Linked DNA regions of Homo sapiens: regions 1 and 3 are each linked to region 2. A link is a contact called in ENCODE Hi-C or POLR2A ChIA-PET data. All regions are on one chromosome and are shown on one strand. Each heading gives the region's core, a stretch centred on a gene start or an enhancer-like site at or near the end of the contact. The rest is flanking DNA. Distances are from core to core; before and after follow the strand shown.

Region 1 (2,700 bases), core at 193-2,692, 61 kb after region 2:
TCTGCTTATAAAACCCAAATTTCACAGCTTGTCCCCAACTGGCAGGCTTCTATAGCATAAGCTTAATGGCAAGAAATGATAAAATTCATGTGAGATCTACAGCCAATGTATATTTGCTTTGTGTTTTTGCTAAAGTGACCAGATATTTCTACAACAGATAGTCATGGCTTTAGACTATTTGTCAAAATAAACTTTTAGAGTTGTCTTGACTTTGATGCCTTCTAGGCCCCTTGAGGGAAGCTGAGAAGGCAAGTACAAAAGTGGGCTAACAGCTACATAAAAATAAGCTAAGGCCCACATCAAGATGTGGTGTGAGGCTGGGCATGGTGGCTCACGCCTGCAATCCCAACACTTTGGGAGGCTGAGGCCAGGAGTTCAAGACCAGCCTTGGCAACATAGCGAGACCTGCTCCCTCAAAAAAACAAAACAAAACAAAACAAAACTGGGCATGGTGGCACACACCTGTAATTCCAGCTACTTGGGAGGCTGAGGTGGGAGGATCACCTGAGGTCAGGTGTTTGAGACCAGCCTGGCCAACATGGTGAAACCCCAGCTCTACTAAAAATACAAAAAAATTAGCCAGGCATGGTGGCATGCACCTGTAGGCAGGAGGATCGCTTGAACTCAGGAAGTGGAGGTTGCAGTGATCCGACATCATGCCACTGCACTCCAGCCTGGGTGACAGAGCAAAACTCTGTCTCCAAAAAAAGAAAAAAAAAAAAAAAGAAAGAAAAGAAATAAAGAATGAAAAGTGGCATGAGAGTAGGAGCAGAAAGAGGCAAGAAATATTTGGGCTCAGGCACCAAAATAAGCCCAGGCTAAACCAAGTTTCACAAAACTTCATCCCCCAGCCCCAAGCCTGGGGAACCACAGTGTGGGCACAGTGAACACGTTTGCAGCCACTTCCTCAGCATGAGCTGAGATACCACATAAGAAGAAATCAAAACAAAACCTACCTCTTTTTTTTTTTTGGCTTGAGGGAGCTAGTTTTATTTTAGGGGCTAAAAAGAGGAAAAGGATGTACTGATTTCCACAGTTAGGCAGTATCTGTACAGAATGTTTTAAGAAAGCAAAGAAGTTTAATAGGTGTTAGAAATAGTATGCTTTAACCTTTTCAAGTGGCATGGGTTTTAATTTTGGCATAACTTTTAAAGGAGACATTGCTATCTTTTTTTTCTTTTAATGTGTACAACTTATGCAGTAAATTATAAGGGTGTTGGCCAACACATTTTATATATATACATATATATTTGTGTAAAATATATATATGTAAATATTTTTCTGTTTTTGTTCTATTAGCTAATACATACAAAGAAGCTAGATACAAAAGCATCACTTCTAGAAAATAAAGGATACTAAACCAAAAAGATGATACAGCAGTGCTCATGCTTCCTTAGTTGTTTGTTGTTGAGTCACTTACATGGTTTTTCCAGACAAATGTCTGAGGGAACTATACCTGCTTTGATAAGGGTTGAGTCAAAAGTAGATGAAGGAACTGCTATGAATAGAAAAAAGGAAACTCAAGCTGCTGGTAAGCTTAGGAAATGTGGAAATGAGATCATATTCAGAGAACAAATTTACTTTTAGTTTTGAAATAACCCCTTCTCTGAATGGGTAAGTTCTATGTAGTCCAGCCTGTGGAAAATACTCAGTGATTAAGGGGCTGCCAGTGGCTATGGGAAATGGACTTGGTTGGCTTCTACTGGAGGTGGGGGTTTGCTGCTCCTCCTGAGAAATGGGGCTGCTAAGGAAAGGAGTCAGCTCTGCAGGTCAGGCCCACGGATTCTCAGTGTTCAATGCCATGTGCTTCACAACAGTCTGAGTGTGACATTCTCAGTGTTGCTTTTGATTTCTATGTTTCTGAGAAGCAGTTAGTCTCACATTGATCTCAGCTTGGTGGTCCCTGGGTTTAGTGGGAACTCCCCAGCCATGGTTAATACCATCCTCTGCGTCCGTGGTGACACTGGTTCATGGACTTGCCTCTTTCTTCATTCCCTTTTACAGAAGGCTGATGGTTAAAGTCCCAGCCATAATCCTACCCAGGAATATAGTTCCAAAATTTAACTATGGGAAAAACATGACCATAAGTTTCCCTAGAACTCATCTTTGCAGTGTTTTAAATGGAATTCTGGAACATTTGTGGTCTCTTGCTCCTGTGAAGAGGTTGTTTCCTGCTTTGCTTTATAGATGCCATTTCCTCCCTGGCGCATTTAAAAAACCACTGCATACAGCATTCTGGGAGCTATAGAAGGATTAAGAATGACCTTTAGCTGAGGAACGAGACAGCACAGCTACAGGAGATTCTGATCTATTTTCTTTTTACATGTACAGTGTTGCACCTCTATGGAAAGCACTGGCCAAGTTCCAAGCCAGCCTCAAGCAGACCCTAAATATTCCAAAGAAATAGCCTGCAGTCACTACAAAACTTGCCTAAAGACATGCCAGGGTAAAAACCCAGTTCAAATCTGCTAAAGGTGTCTCCCACTCAAAGGGTAGAGGGCAGGGATTTCTTTCTAAATGAGGGAACATAAGATAAGGTACACATTATGATAATACCATTTCCTACACTTGATAGTTTGAAAACCACTTTCACAATGGTTCTCTTATTTGTTTTTTGTGGGGTTTTTTTTGGCCAGGAAAGTACAGTGTACATCATTTGCTTTTTAGACATAAGGTTAATAGAACAAGAGCAATGATACA
Region 2 (2,700 bases), core at 192-2,691:
TATCCTTGAACTGAGTTTATATTTTATTCCTTGCTGCTGCCGCCACACAGAAAATAAACCAGGAAAAACTTCTAACTGGGTAAATCAGCTGTTCACCTTTATCGAAATATTGGAAAAGGGCCAGGCATGGTGGCTCATGCCTGTAATTCCAACACTTGGGAAGGCTGAGACAGGCAGATCACTTGAGGTCTGGAGTTCGGGACCAGCCTGACCAATATGGTGAAACCCTGTCTCTATTAAAAATACAAAAAATTACTTGGGTGCCATGGCACACACCGGTAGTCCCAGCTGCTTGGGAGGCTGAGGCAGGAGAATTGCTTGAACCAGAGAGGCGGAGGTTGCAGTAAGCTGAGATGGTGCCATTGCACTCGAGCCTGGATGGCAGAGCAAGACTCCATCTCAAAAAAAAAAGGAAAAAATAGATGCAGTTGAAGCTTTGTAGACTCGTACCTCTTTATGCATACACAATGGAAAACAGGATATGTGTATTCTCTGATCCTTTCAATAGGCCTGAGGACCGCTCCTCACCAGAGTTCTACAGTACACAGCGGCTCAATCAGAGGAGAAAAAGTCCTTGTACTAAAGCTCATGCTCCTTAGTGGGGATCACTTATCCCTCACTTACCAAATTCCTGTAAAGGAGGAGAGATTTTTCTTCTCCTTCCAGCTCAAGGAGTGTTGAAGGGGCGCTTTGCATCCTTTGCTCCTTTTCTCACTTGGAGGAGGAGGATTCCTCTGGTTAGATTAAGGACAGTCTATCTGCCACTGGGCCACACCTTCACACAGGGGTGGGGAAACGGACTCAAAAATAACCTAAGGTGTGGCCGCCCCTCCCTTGTGCTGCCAGCTAAAGGCTTCCTGGATGGAGAGGAGAACTAGGGCTCCTTGGTTTTCCTGTGGTTTACCTGTCTGGAGATGCCCACACTGTTCCCTTTCTGGGGGCAGCTGTCCCTGCCACCCCCTGAACTTTTTAATCACACAGTGACTGATTTGATGAGGCTAAAGGAGATCTTCTATGCAGGGGGCTGGATGAAGGCACCCAGAGTCAGCTCTACACAAGGGTCGCATTCTAGATGTCGGGGGACAGCCCCCGTGGCCACAGGTTCCAGCCGTGCTCTTTAATTCTGTCTTCCCAGGAGTTGCTGGTCCTCCATTCCCAGAGTGGGTCCTTTGGTCCCCATTTAACACATCTGGCTAGAACCCTGGGCAGACTGTGTTAAAGATCATCCACACTCAGTTCTCAAGGATGACTTAATAATGGGAGGAAGCGCAAAATCTCCACCCCATAAACAGCTTGTAATTTTACATATGAAATGTTTTAAGTTTCACAAGGCACACAAGAGAATAGGAAGGAGGCATCTCTTCTTGCTTCTGAGAAAGCTCAGCTGCAGGTCCCCAGAGGCTTGAGCCCCGCCAACTAGGAGGGAGGAGTTGAGTGCGCTGGAAGAGTCCGTAAAAAACCCCAGAGCCCCAGCTTGCACGATGTTCTGTGCCGTCATTGGCTCTCCTAGTTCCCCTCTCTCTCCTACCTTCAGCTCTGCACAGCTCACCAGAAAAGTCGCCTGGAGACAGGAAGTATAAACTTGTGCATAAATATAGACCCATTTTTAAATATCCCTTGTGCTTAAAGGGACCAGGCCAGAATTCTCTTCCCCTAATGAGCAGGATTAAATTCTTCCCCTTCAAACATTCGGTGTATTTGGTAAGAAGACCCCTATTAATATAAGAAAGGAACTCTAAGTAAAATATCTCAGGATCCCAGTTCTTTACAATATTTCCCACGACCTGTGAACAATTATTATGGTGTAGTAAATTAGGGAGCATGGCTTTCTCTGGCAACCAAATGTCAAGATAACGACCTAATAATACTCACTGGGGATATAAATAGTGTGGTCTGGGCCACATAGATCCATTTACCACCAGTTTAGGAATTTACCATCAGTTTAAGAATTTACCAGTTCTTTCTCCTTAAGGGGCATCTTTGGACAGCCTTGAATTGGAAGAAATGGCTGTCTGGAGTCTAGCCCAAAGGGCCAGGTTGGAGGAAGCAGAGAAGGTGGTTATTAAAATCAACAACATTCGCAGGAGATTGGATCACTTGCTTTCTTCAGTAAACAGAAAGAGTAGAGCTTTGGCTGTGAATTTTTTGGTGGTTAATTTTTGCTGTTTTTTTCTGCCAGCCCCTATTGCCAATCTCTCTCCATGTTCTTTGAAAGATCATTCTTTCTATCCTTGCAGATCACACGGAATTACTCAGCAAGGAGCAGGGCAGAAAACAGGAGGTTACATGAGAGTCTACACACTGGCCAGGAAGCTGCCAAGTCCCTTTTCCCTGCTTGGCAGCCAGAACCCTGAGGATGAGGCCCAACCCCCAGCTGTGAAGCTGGAGAGACTGAATGGCTCAAAAGAAAAGGTGTCCAGGAACCAATAATTGGGGGATCTCCCAGTGAGGCAACCAGATCTGTACCTGTTCATTTATTCTTTAATTTGTTCACTCAAGAAAGAGCCTACTATCTGCCAAGCAGTCTTGATGCTGCAGATACAGCGGTAAATAGACACCAATCCCTGACCTCAAGGCACTTATATTCTAATAGTGAAGAGACAGTAAACTAAATAAATCATACCATATATTAAAAGATAGACTGGGTGTGGTGGCTCACGCCTCTAATCTCAGCACTTTGGGAGGCCAAAGCAGGTGGAT
Region 3 (2,783 bases), core at 17-2,516, 49 kb before region 2:
TAAGCATGATCAGACTGGGCTTTAGAAAGCTCATCTCTGGTTGTGGTTGCAGGGTGGAACAGTGCGGCCAAGACAGGCATTCAATCAGGAGGTCCCATTACTCTGGCGATCAGCCTCAGGAAGGCCAACATTCAGACAGTGGGTGGCCCTGCCATTGGCCCTTCATCGTCTAGACCAGTGCTTTTCAAACCTTAAAGTGTGTGCAGATCATCTGAGGATCTTGTTCCTGTGGAGATTCTGATTCAGTTACCTGGAGTGGGGCATGAGATTCTGCATTTCCAGTAGTCTCCGAGGTGGTGCTGGATCTCTGGACTGCCAGAAGCAGCTGGAATACCTGCTTTTGGAAGAACTGGGAACCAGCCAAAACCAGCAAACTAGGGCCTAGAATTCAGTGCAGAGGCCCAGGAAGGCTACCAAGTTAACAGCTTAGGATTCAAAGTAAAAATGGGGTGAGCTGTAAGGCTGACTGATGCAGTGCTATTCAGAACTGGGGCTCTCAGTGCCCTGTGTGTCCCTGACGCGAGGAAAAATGGATGCCTAGTGGTTGGGTGGAAATTAAGTAAGCCTGGAATAGGGATCGGAGGGCAGGCAGGCATGATGGTGTGGAGAGCCTGCTGAGCTACAGGTCTTCAACCAGTTCAGAGTCCTGGCTTCTTAACCTGACACTGACCCGTCCCATTTCGGCTGTGATCTCTCCTTGTACGTCACGGCCAAAGCCGGAGGTGCTGTCTGGTCTGAGCAGGGGCACGGGCCATTGACCCGGGGCTGCAGAGATCCAGATGCTGGTTAAGGAAAAGGGAAAATAACTGGTTCTGCAGGTATCTATTTATTATTCTTTAATTATTTACAGATTACAACCTCTGGCTCAAGGAAAAGTTTCATTTACATTATGTTAAAAAGAGATATCAAAGCTGTATTTGCACAGAAAAGACAATTTTGAAAAATGCTGAAAATTAAGAGAAAAAAATTTACCCAGATTCCACTATCAACAGAAAATGTTTAAACATTTATTGCTTTGTTTGATCCTCTAGTCATTTGTTTGTGTATGAATAAGTGACACTGTTTTTGAAAAAATGTATTTTGTAATCAAATCAAACAAAAATTTTAAACCTACGTTTTTCTCAGAGACTTCAGTAAATGGGCCAGGCTTGTTTTGTTTTGTTTTTGTTTTAACATTTTTAAACCTGTGAATAGAATACAAGTGTTAAGGCACAGTTATGCAGTGGTTTTCCCACAGAAGTGCTGTGGTCTGCCCTTGGGTTATGCTAGAGAACCATTGAAGACAGGAGTTGTTTGTTTGTGTTCCCATCAGATGGGTTGGTAAAGCAGAGGTTGAACTCCATCATGTGCTCAGGAATATTTGCCTTGAGCAAACACGGGCTAGAGAGTTATAATAAGCCTATCTCCTGTCCTTGTTTTTTTTTTTTTTAAAGAACCAGATTACAAAGAATATCTTAATTCTTTTTAAATAACATGCTTTTTTTAACCTTTAGGAATTTGAAATTTGGTGTGTGTTATGTCACCATGAACATTTGGTTCGTTATTTAGGAGCGACCTGTTTAACAACAGTCCGGTTAACATTTTACACCTATCTATTCCTATTCAAATTTTTGATTCAGTAGACACAGTCAAGGTATATCTGTTTTGTATACGTTAGTTTTCTATTGAATAACAACAAACACTGCATAATGTATAAGTACTTAACTACTAATCCTAAGGAACGAGGAGTAATGTGATAAGTGAAGCCAGCCCTTTCCTGGTCTTCAGGGAGTAATTCTTACATGGCATACAATTGTAACATTCTTATAATACTTGATACAGTGTTATGGTTGCACATTCTTGAGTCATATGATCTCAGATGGTTAGGAAGTGAAGTATTTGTAAGAACCTCAAGAATTTAGCTTTGAGCTCTTCCTGCCACAGATGGCCCTTAGAGTTTCACATCACTTATTGAAATGCCATCTGAGTAGACAAATATGTGGAAGCAAGCTTTCATCTTCAGTTTACATTCTCCAGTTCTTAGAATCATTCCGTGGCATGTCCTTTTCTGTATTGCATAAAAACACAGCCTAGTATACATGAGTATACCATGCGCTCTAAAAGTCTAAGTGGATTCAGTGCTTTAAGAAGTTAACTAAAGAAAATCCCAGTCAGTGATGCAAGATGTCATCCTGCCCTTGTCTGCAGTTGATCAATCAGTAAAGTTATGCAAGATGAGTAAGTTCTGGAGACCTGCTGTATGACATTGTGCCTATTGTTAATGATATCGCATTATATACTTAAAGTTTTCTAAGAGGGTAAATCTGATGTTAAATGTTTTTACCACTGGAAAAATAAAAGGAAAGTCCCAGCCTTAGGATTACTGGTTTATTAGGACCTAAAAGTCTCAAAGATGACTTGATTAATGTTTCTAATTATGAAAACAGCCCAATCAGCAGTGTGCTCTTGAGAATTAGTCTTACTTTCATTTTCAGTGAGTGATTCTTCCTGTGTGTGTTCTCAGACAGTTCAGTGGCCTGTGGGGATTTACCTGCTACTGATTCCATCTATTTAGATTATTTGATGCTTGCTTGCTTTTAGATAATCTTCTGAATGGAGATATTTTATAGGTGTTTTTTAGTTAATATGCTTTTACTTAAATAACAATGTAACTTTTACATATATAAGTATGTAAAAGAACACAGAGACAGTACTTATGTTCTTCTTTAGATTGGATGAGTGCAGACATAAAAAATACTTACATGTTCCCTTTCCTGCATACCACTAACACTGGGTTTGGATAA

Evidence for each region. A loop is a pair of places that touch in the nucleus more often than their neighbours do. ChIA-PET counts read pairs that join two places held with the same protein, here RNA polymerase II (POLR2A). Pooled maps may share reads with other maps.
Region 1: a pooled map shows a loop between it and region 2 (4-fold over the local background). The contact joins two enhancer-like sites. A Hi-C loop is called at or near these places in 1 of 37 single-sample maps with no recorded cell type and 9 of 50 pooled maps. POLR2A ChIA-PET finds 5 or more read pairs at or near these places in 6 of 52 experiments (CD4-positive, alpha-beta T cell, CD8-positive, alpha-beta T cell, PC-3 and 3 more).
Region 3: a loop to region 2 is called in a map of naive thymus-derived CD4-positive, alpha-beta T cell, with 2.8 times the contacts of the local background. The contact joins two enhancer-like sites. A Hi-C loop is called at or near these places in 2 of 168 maps with a recorded cell type or tissue (endothelial cell of hepatic sinusoid and naive thymus-derived CD4-positive, alpha-beta T cell), 8 of 37 single-sample maps with no recorded cell type and 10 of 50 pooled maps. POLR2A ChIA-PET finds 5 or more read pairs at or near these places in 6 of 52 experiments (A673, H1, K562 and 3 more).

What each region holds. Positions count from the first base shown.
Region 1 is chr5:95,868,734-95,871,433 of GRCh38, forward strand. All of the region lies in intron 1 of LOC105379091 (a long non-coding RNA gene), which reads left to right. Among named protein-coding and RNA genes, the nearest start is that of LINC01554, 18 kb to the left of the region's middle. Within about 2 kb of position 1,443, at least 7 of the 41 ENCODE cell types and tissues checked have a DNase peak (open chromatin) inside an H3K27ac peak, as active enhancers do.
Region 2 is chr5:95,807,435-95,810,134 of GRCh38, forward strand. No RefSeq gene overlaps it. Among named protein-coding and RNA genes, the nearest start is that of GLRX, 14 kb to the right of the region's middle. RefSeq lists enhancers at 953-1,002, 1,253-1,342, 1,763-1,842. Within about 2 kb of position 1,442, at least 28 of the 41 ENCODE cell types and tissues checked have a DNase peak (open chromatin) inside an H3K27ac peak, as active enhancers do; they include OCI-LY7, where a contact is called at or near this core.
Region 3 is chr5:95,758,530-95,761,312 of GRCh38, forward strand. The region is part of intron 6 of RHOBTB3 (Rho related BTB domain containing 3); the gene reads left to right. Among named protein-coding and RNA genes, the nearest start is that of RHOBTB3, 29 kb to the left of the region's middle. RefSeq lists an enhancer at 2,025-2,074. Within about 2 kb of position 1,267, at least 15 of the 41 ENCODE cell types and tissues checked have a DNase peak (open chromatin) inside an H3K27ac peak, as active enhancers do; they include OCI-LY7, where a contact is called at or near this core.